Regions from separate parts of the Mus musculus genome. Here region 1 is linked to region 2. The links are chromatin contacts, found by Hi-C or POLR2A ChIA-PET in ENCODE. All regions are on one chromosome and are shown on one strand. Each heading gives the region's core, a stretch centred on a gene start or an enhancer-like site at or near the end of the contact. The rest is flanking DNA. Distances are from core to core; before and after follow the strand shown. Region 1 holds the start of Prcc (papillary renal cell carcinoma (translocation-associated)). Region 2 holds the start of Isg20l2 (interferon stimulated exonuclease gene 20-like 2).

Region 1 (3,453 bases), core at 911-3,410, 45 kb after region 2:
TTTTCCTAGGGCACATTTTCCTTATATACATTAAAATTTGTTTTTGGGGTGGCACAGAGAGATGGCTGGGTGGTTAAGATCACTGACTACTCTTCCAGAGGTCCTGAGTCCCAGCAACCACATCATGGTGGCTCACAACCATCTGTAATGGGATCTGATGCCCTCTTCTGGTATGTCTGAAGAAAGCTTCAGTGTACTCGCATAAAATATATTTGTTTGTTTTTTCGAGACAGGGTTTTTCTGTATAGCCCTGGCTGTCCTGGAACTCACTTTGTAGACCAGGCTGGCCTTGAACTCAGAAATATGCCTGCCTCTGCCTCCCAAGTGCTGGGATTAAAGGCATGTACCACCACGCCTGGCAATATATATTTTTTTCAAGACAGGGTTTCTCTGTGTAGCCCTGGCTGTCCTGGAGCTCACTCTGTAGACCAGGCTGGCTTTGAACTCAGAAATCTGCCTGCCTCTGCCTCCTAAGTGCCCAAGTGCTGGGATTAAAGGCGTGCGCCACCACTGTTGGGCTATAAATAAATCTTAATTTTTTTTGGGGGGGGGACAGGTATCAGTGGGGTGTCAAATTCTGAATCATGTACATACGTGCATGCTAGCTAAGCACTGTAATGTTGAGCTGCCTAAACTCAGTATAGTTTAAACACAGGTGTATACAAGTTATTCTGGGAGATTTAAGCAGATGTCTAGAGAAGGTGGTATAAGTTTGTGTATGAAGCCAAATGTTCAGACACATGGCGAGGAGGCTGGTGAGGAAGAGCCACATCCTTTCACAGTCTTTACAATCCTCATCCTTCGCTCAAAGCACCCTTTCCACGTTCTTTAGCCTCCTCCCTGCCAAACTCTAGCAGCTCTTTCGTTGTTGGCTGACCTCAAAGGTTTTCTGCTCTTAGGAGCAGGGAGGTACCCACAGAGAGATGGGTTCATGTATAAAGGACATGGCAAGTAGAGGGCCCTCAGTTAGAGGGTGACAGAAGTGATCCAGAATCACAGGGAGCCAGGGAAGAGCAGTTGCACAGCACGTCATCATAGACGGGCAGTATGTGAAAAAGCCTGCAGTAAAAGTGGGTGGATATGAGGGCCATACGCAAAGGCCGAGAAGACAGCACATCCAGCCAAGAAATGAATGCCAAAGACACATGCACTGTAGGGTGGGCACAGGTGATCAACCCCTAAGAACTTGGAAGTGTACCGGGCCATAGTCTGTCCTTTTACTGAGGTAAAGTGATTAATCTCCAATTCTCCAATACCTTGCCCTAGTTTCCCGTGCTTCTCACTAGTTGCTGAGGAAGGAGCCCAAGTCCCCACACTCATGGGGATAGCGTTCATGGGAGGTGTGTACTGTTACTAGATGTATACTGGTGTATTCATTGGTTAAGAGCACTGACTCTTTTTTTTTTTTTTTTTTTTTTTTTTTTTTTTTTTTTTCTGTGAGACAGAGACAGGATTTTCTGTGTCACCTTGGCTGTCCTGGACCTCACTTCATAGTCTAGGCTGGCCTCGAACTCACAGATCTCCGCCCGCGTCTGACTTCCTAGTGCTGGGATTCAAGGTGCATGACACCACCCTTGCCATGCTCTCAGATGCCTGCGGCCTCGTTTTCTTTCTGGCTTCGCAATCTTAATTTTATAACGTACCCTAGAGCTTTGTCTTTTCTTGGGGTGCTTTGTTCTAACACCCAGGTCGACTCGGAAGCATCACTGTTTTATTTACAGGTAACTTTCCCTTTAAGCTATTTACTTTCCCAGACTTCATCACTTTCCCGACAACACTTGCAGTTTCTAAGGGTACCACAGCTCCCATAATCCTTAGCTGCTCTGAGGAACTTCAAGTACCGAAATGCTCTAAATGCTTACGTGCTACCGCGCTGATCCATGGGGCTTGTAGTAACATAGGACTTGAAAGGACACACAACAACAAACAAACAAACAAACTACGAATCCCAGGAATCACTGCATCAGAGGAAGCTTTCGCTCAGTCTTTCTGCGCACCCTTTACGCCACCTTTAGACTGCAATTCCCGCCATGCTTTGCACTGAGTTCCCGGAGGTAGAGAATGGGGTTGTTGCTAAAGTCTTCTCTGGGAATTGTAGTTCTTAAGTCTGTGAGGTGAGTAGTAGGCGGAGTGACTCGGCGGCCATTAGGTGTGTGTAGTTGCTTGGTGCTAGGAGCTTAAGTGTAGCGGGAATTCTTACTCGGTGGAAATCAACCCTAGCCATGGGTTCCTGCCGGGGATAGTTCTAGAGCACGGAGCAGGAGGCGCTTTTCGGTTCCCCGCCTTGCCCGCTGGTAGGGCCTACTAGGCCGCCGGGACATCCCGGGTCTCAAGTAGGCCTAGTCTGCCAGCAAGGGCGTCCCAAAGGCGGGAGGCGCCATGTCTCTGGTTGCTTATGCCAGCAGCGACGATAGTGAGCCGGATGAGCCGGAGCCGGAGCCGGAGCCGGAGGAAGAGGATGTGGCGGCTCCTATGCCAGGGCCCACTTTAGGAGGCCTGTTCGCTTCTCTTCCTGCACCCAAAGGCCCGGCCTTGCTGCCCCCGCCCCCCCAGATGCTGGCCCCAGCCTTCCCCCCGCCGCTCCTGCTGCCCCCGCCCACCGGAGACCCCAGACTGCAGCCGCCTCCGCCGCTGCCCTTTGGCCTGGGCGGCTTCCCGCCACCTGCAGGAGTGAGCCCTGCTGAAGCTGCGGGAGTTGGAGAGGGGCTGGGGCTGCCATCGCCTCAAGGCCCTGGGCTCAGTCTGCCCCCAGCTGTGGGCGGTGTCGGACCCCCCTTGGGCCTTCCCAAGCCAAAGAAGAGAACCGAACCGGTTAGGATAGCGGCGCCGGAGCTGCAGAAGGGCGATGTGAGTATGGAGGGGGGGGGCACCTCAAGTCCCATTGGGCTGGAGTTTAGGGGTAGGAGGGACTTGTAACCATAATGGAGCTCGACAAACGCATCCGTTGACTCCGAGCCGCTGGAATCCTCTTAGAAGGCGGTTAAATTCACCTGAACTTGCCTGCTTTGGGGAGTTAGGGTATTGGCCATGAGGCATTCTGGAACCTGGGACTTCCTTGCAGAAAGGGATGCGTGGTATCCTTGGTACTGACAGGCTTAAGGCGCATGCATGGAGACAATTCTTTCCCTTTCAGCATCTTTATCTCAGTTGGCTTCTCTTCCCATATTGAGGGCAGGTTAAAAGTGGCGCCTGAAGTGACAGCTGGTGGGACTAAAGTGCTCCTGTTGAACATCCAGGACCAGCCTTATCCTTTGCCCCATCTCTAAAATAAGAAGGCTGGAAGGAGGTAAAGGACATGAGTGGAGTTAGAGAAGAGATGGAATGTTTACTTATTTTGACATGGTTCTAGTATTGTAACCCAGGCTTTTCTTGAATCACTGTGTAGCTCAGCTTGGGCTTCAACTTGTGATCCTCTTGTCTCAGAGTCCAAGTGCTGGATTAAAAAGTGTATTA
Region 2 (3,501 bases), core at 995-3,494:
TTTGGTCATAAGTTGACAGGGATGGACTTGTGACACAACTGTCTACTTAATAGAATTATACTAGAAGGCAAAGTTGAGCATGTCTGTGAGCTTTCAGATTGGGTCAACTGAGGTGGTAGGATCCATGTAAAAAAGAAACTAATCCTTACTCCAATAGGAAGCCTTCCTAATCACGTGACATTATTCTCCCTCCCTTTACCATCCTTTGACACCTCCCCAGAATATCACTTGCTGAAAGTCCTCTCCAGACCTCTCTCTACTGTCTCGACCCACGCTCCTCACCTGACTCCGAGCAGTCTTAAAGGGTGTAGCGTTAACCATGTGGCACTTCCGGATGCCACTCCATCTGGTCCGGTAGTTGACGATGTAGCAGGGGGGGAGGACGTACTCATCGTACAGCACATCACCATTGTAATTTACAATGCTGCATCGAGCCAGGGAACTAACGCGTCCCTTGGGTCCTGTGCCCACCATTTCACAGTCTATTGCCACCATCTTCCCTGGCAAGTTTTGGGGGACTGTAGGGCACTTATCTTCAGAACGAGCTTGGGTGGAGTTCGGTACAGCATTTTTCTTCAAGGGCTTCTTCTTGGAGCCTTTATCCTTTGACTGAGCTTGGGTGGAGTTCTCTGTAGCAATTTTCTTTTTCAAGGACTTCTTCTTGGAGCCCTTCTTCTGGGTGCTCTTAGTCTTTGGAAGGGCACTCTGAAACTCCCCTAGCAAATCTATTTTAGACACAACAGAAGCAGTCTTCTTTGAAGGAGCAGGGGTCAGCCAAGACAATGGTGCTTTCTTGTCTTTGGACTGCTCTGAGTCCCTCTTGGAGGCAGCTGCCTCTTTCTTCTTTGGGCATGGAAGGATCTTCAAAATGCCATCTACTCTTGAAGTTTCCCCTTTCTTTGGAGGTTCTGAGTTCAACTTAGACACCTTGTTAGGGGGTTGGTTCTTTTTATTCAGAAATCCTTTCTGTTCCAAGAACCTTCGCTTCTTGACAAAGCGTTGATGTTTGGCATTTCCTCCAAATGCCTTTTTCGAAGGTTGCCCAAAGTCTAAATTCAGGAGTATGGTAGACATGAGATCAGTGGATGGTGGGAGGAAGCTGGGAAGAATGGCTCACTGATAGCAAAAGGATGAGAGGCTCATCCTCTGTGGAATCCCATAGTTCAACATGTGGAGGTCTGCAATCAGCCTTGGGGACAAAGTAATCCTGATTCCCGCACCATAGGCCTGAGAGAAAAGAAGATCAGTTCTGGAAGACATAAGTGATAACTTCCACAAGCCCCAAAGCCCGGCTAACTACTGAAGCCTCCACAATTCACCTTTAGGTTGGTCTTAAAAGGGTTATTTCCCTTCTCCGGATCTCTGTGCCATTTTAAAAACTAAAGATGCTGGGGCTGGAGAAACGCCTTAGTAGTTATAACCTTGTTGCTCTCGCAGAGATATTAAGTTCAGTTCCAGGCACCCACGTTGTAGTAGTTCACAGCATCTGTACCTCCAGCTTCAGAAAAAACTAGATGCCTTCCGATCTCTGCAGGCCCCGGGCAATTAAACGATACACATACATAAATACAAACAAAACACTCAGACAAATAATAAATCTAATTACATAAAATGAGGGTGCTGAGGCTGCGGATAAAAAGATGTGGGACCCACGGAGATCGACTCTATCATGTCTATGAAGTCAAAACAAGGGCGTCAGATGAGACTTTTAAGTACCAGTGGTGAGAAGAAACAACACAAATACCCTCTGGATCACCCAGGAATTCTCAGCGTGCTACGAAATGAAGACCAAATCCAGGTGTCGCGCTCCCTCGGCTCCACGTGGGGGCGATCTCCTCACATACCTTACCTGTCTCCCACAGTAAGGACACAGTGGAGGGCCAGCCACCTCGGCCACCACATTCTTGACGATCCACGAACTATTCCCGAACACCCTATACACCTACCTCCAAGTTGGTTCCCCACTAAGATCGCAAGCGTCCGAAGCCGGATGCAGGCGCAGGCGCGCGCCGACGTATGCCGGGACGGCAAGAACGCGGGCGACAACGGGAAGGCGGCCGGCGCGCACGCGCCCGCAGCGCCCCCACCTCAGGCAGCGAGGCCAGCGACTCGGAGTGCGTGAGCAGCGGGAACGGCGGTGGCGGCGGCGGCGGCGTGGGTGGGGGCGGGGGCGGGATGCGCTCCCCGGCCCCTCGGGCCCCGTGGAGGTACAACTCGAAGGTGGTGGGCCGCGGGAAGCGGAACAGAGTGCGCCGGAACCGTGGTCCCACTTCCGGGAGGGAGGGTGGGACCTGCAGCTGACCCCCTCGCCGTAAGCTGGTGCTGGGCGCGCTTCTGTGACGTCTCCGAGTCCCCTGCGGCTGCGCAAATGGCTTGGCCCAGTGGAAGTCGTGACGTTGGGCAAGTGCGCCTTGTTCTAAGGATTTGTAATAGGACGGGATCGCCCTGAGAGGTGTCGTCGGGCGGGTTCGGAGTTCTTGCTTTGCGTCGGGCGTGCAGAATTGAGTCCGGTTTGGGTTGCATGGTTTCGTGGTACCGACCTTGTGTCTCCTCACCTCCTCCCTCCTTGCACCGACATTTCACGCCACAGGATGCGGGGCGTTTCAGCCCATGGCCTCTCGCATGAGGAGAGAAGGCAACTGGCTGTGGACCTCACCCGCGTCCTAGCTCACTACCGTTCCATCCTGGACGCCTACATCATCGTGAGGCCACCGGGCTGAGGGCGGGGTGCTTCTTGGGGGGCGGGGGGTGAATAGGAGCCCACTGCAGAGAAAATGTGGAGACAGCTTTTATCTCTTCCTAATAAGGAACGCGTTGACTACTAGAATACTTTTCACCCAGCCTTCTGACTCTAATACTTAAGTTTTGTTTGTTTCATTTGAAACCCCACAACCAACATTTGGCCATGCTACAGTTGCATAGAAACATACGAGAAACGAGATGTTCCATAGGATATCCTCCACTAAAGGCAATAAAGAGTGGGTTGGGGAAGAGGAAGTGCTTGGCCAAATGTGGTGTACCCTTGTAATCCTGTCACCTAAGAAGTAGATGCAGGAGAATCGGGAGTAAAAGGTTCCCCTGGGCTACAAAACAAGTTCTAGGGCAGCCTGGACTGGACGATGTTACTTTAAAAAAGGAGGGGAGGGAAACAAAACAGGGCAGACATACATAAAGTTACCTTTCTGTAATCTCGCCCCTCAGAAGACTAAGGCAGAATTGTCTTGACTTGCAGCCAGCTTAACGAGTGTTGAGACATGTCTCATTTCCCCCCAACTCCCCCCCACACACACAGAAGAGCACCAGCAAGGCTTGTGGGTGGGGTGATTCTCAACCTTCGTGATCCTACATCCATCCATTTAGTACAGTTCCTCATGTTGTGATCTCCAACTATAAAAGTATCTTTTGTTGCTACTCTGTAACTGTAATTTTACTACTGTTATGAATCGTAAATACCTGATATGCGGGATAGCTGAAGTGTGAACCCCCAAAGAGGTCCCAACC

The links. Hi-C counts contacts between places; a loop is a spot of excess contacts on that map. ChIA-PET counts read pairs that join two places held with the same protein, here RNA polymerase II (POLR2A).
Region 1: a loop to region 2 is called in a map of left cerebral cortex, with 10 times the contacts of the local background. The contact joins the promoter of Prcc here to the promoter of Isg20l2 in region 2. A Hi-C loop is called at or near these places in 13 of 37 maps with a recorded cell type or tissue (Patski, T-helper 17 cell, gastrocnemius and 4 more). POLR2A ChIA-PET finds 5 or more read pairs at or near these places in 4 of 5 experiments (Patski and embryonic stem cell).

What each region holds. Positions count from the first base shown.
Region 1 is chr3:87,884,269-87,887,721 of GRCm38, reverse strand. Prcc (papillary renal cell carcinoma (translocation-associated)) reads left to right here and starts at 2,160. Exons shown (of 7, transcript NM_033573.2): 1 at 2,160-2,847. The coding sequence starts at 2,380.
Region 2 is chr3:87,929,057-87,932,557 of GRCm38, reverse strand. Isg20l2 (interferon stimulated exonuclease gene 20-like 2) reads right to left here and starts at 2,244. Exons shown (of 4, transcript NM_177663.4): 1 at 1,947-2,244; 2 at 283-1,227. The coding sequence starts at 1,074. Rrnad1 (ribosomal RNA adenine dimethylase domain containing 1) reads left to right here and starts at 2,363. Exons shown (of 8, transcript NM_153562.4): 1 at 2,363-2,702. The coding sequence starts at 2,592.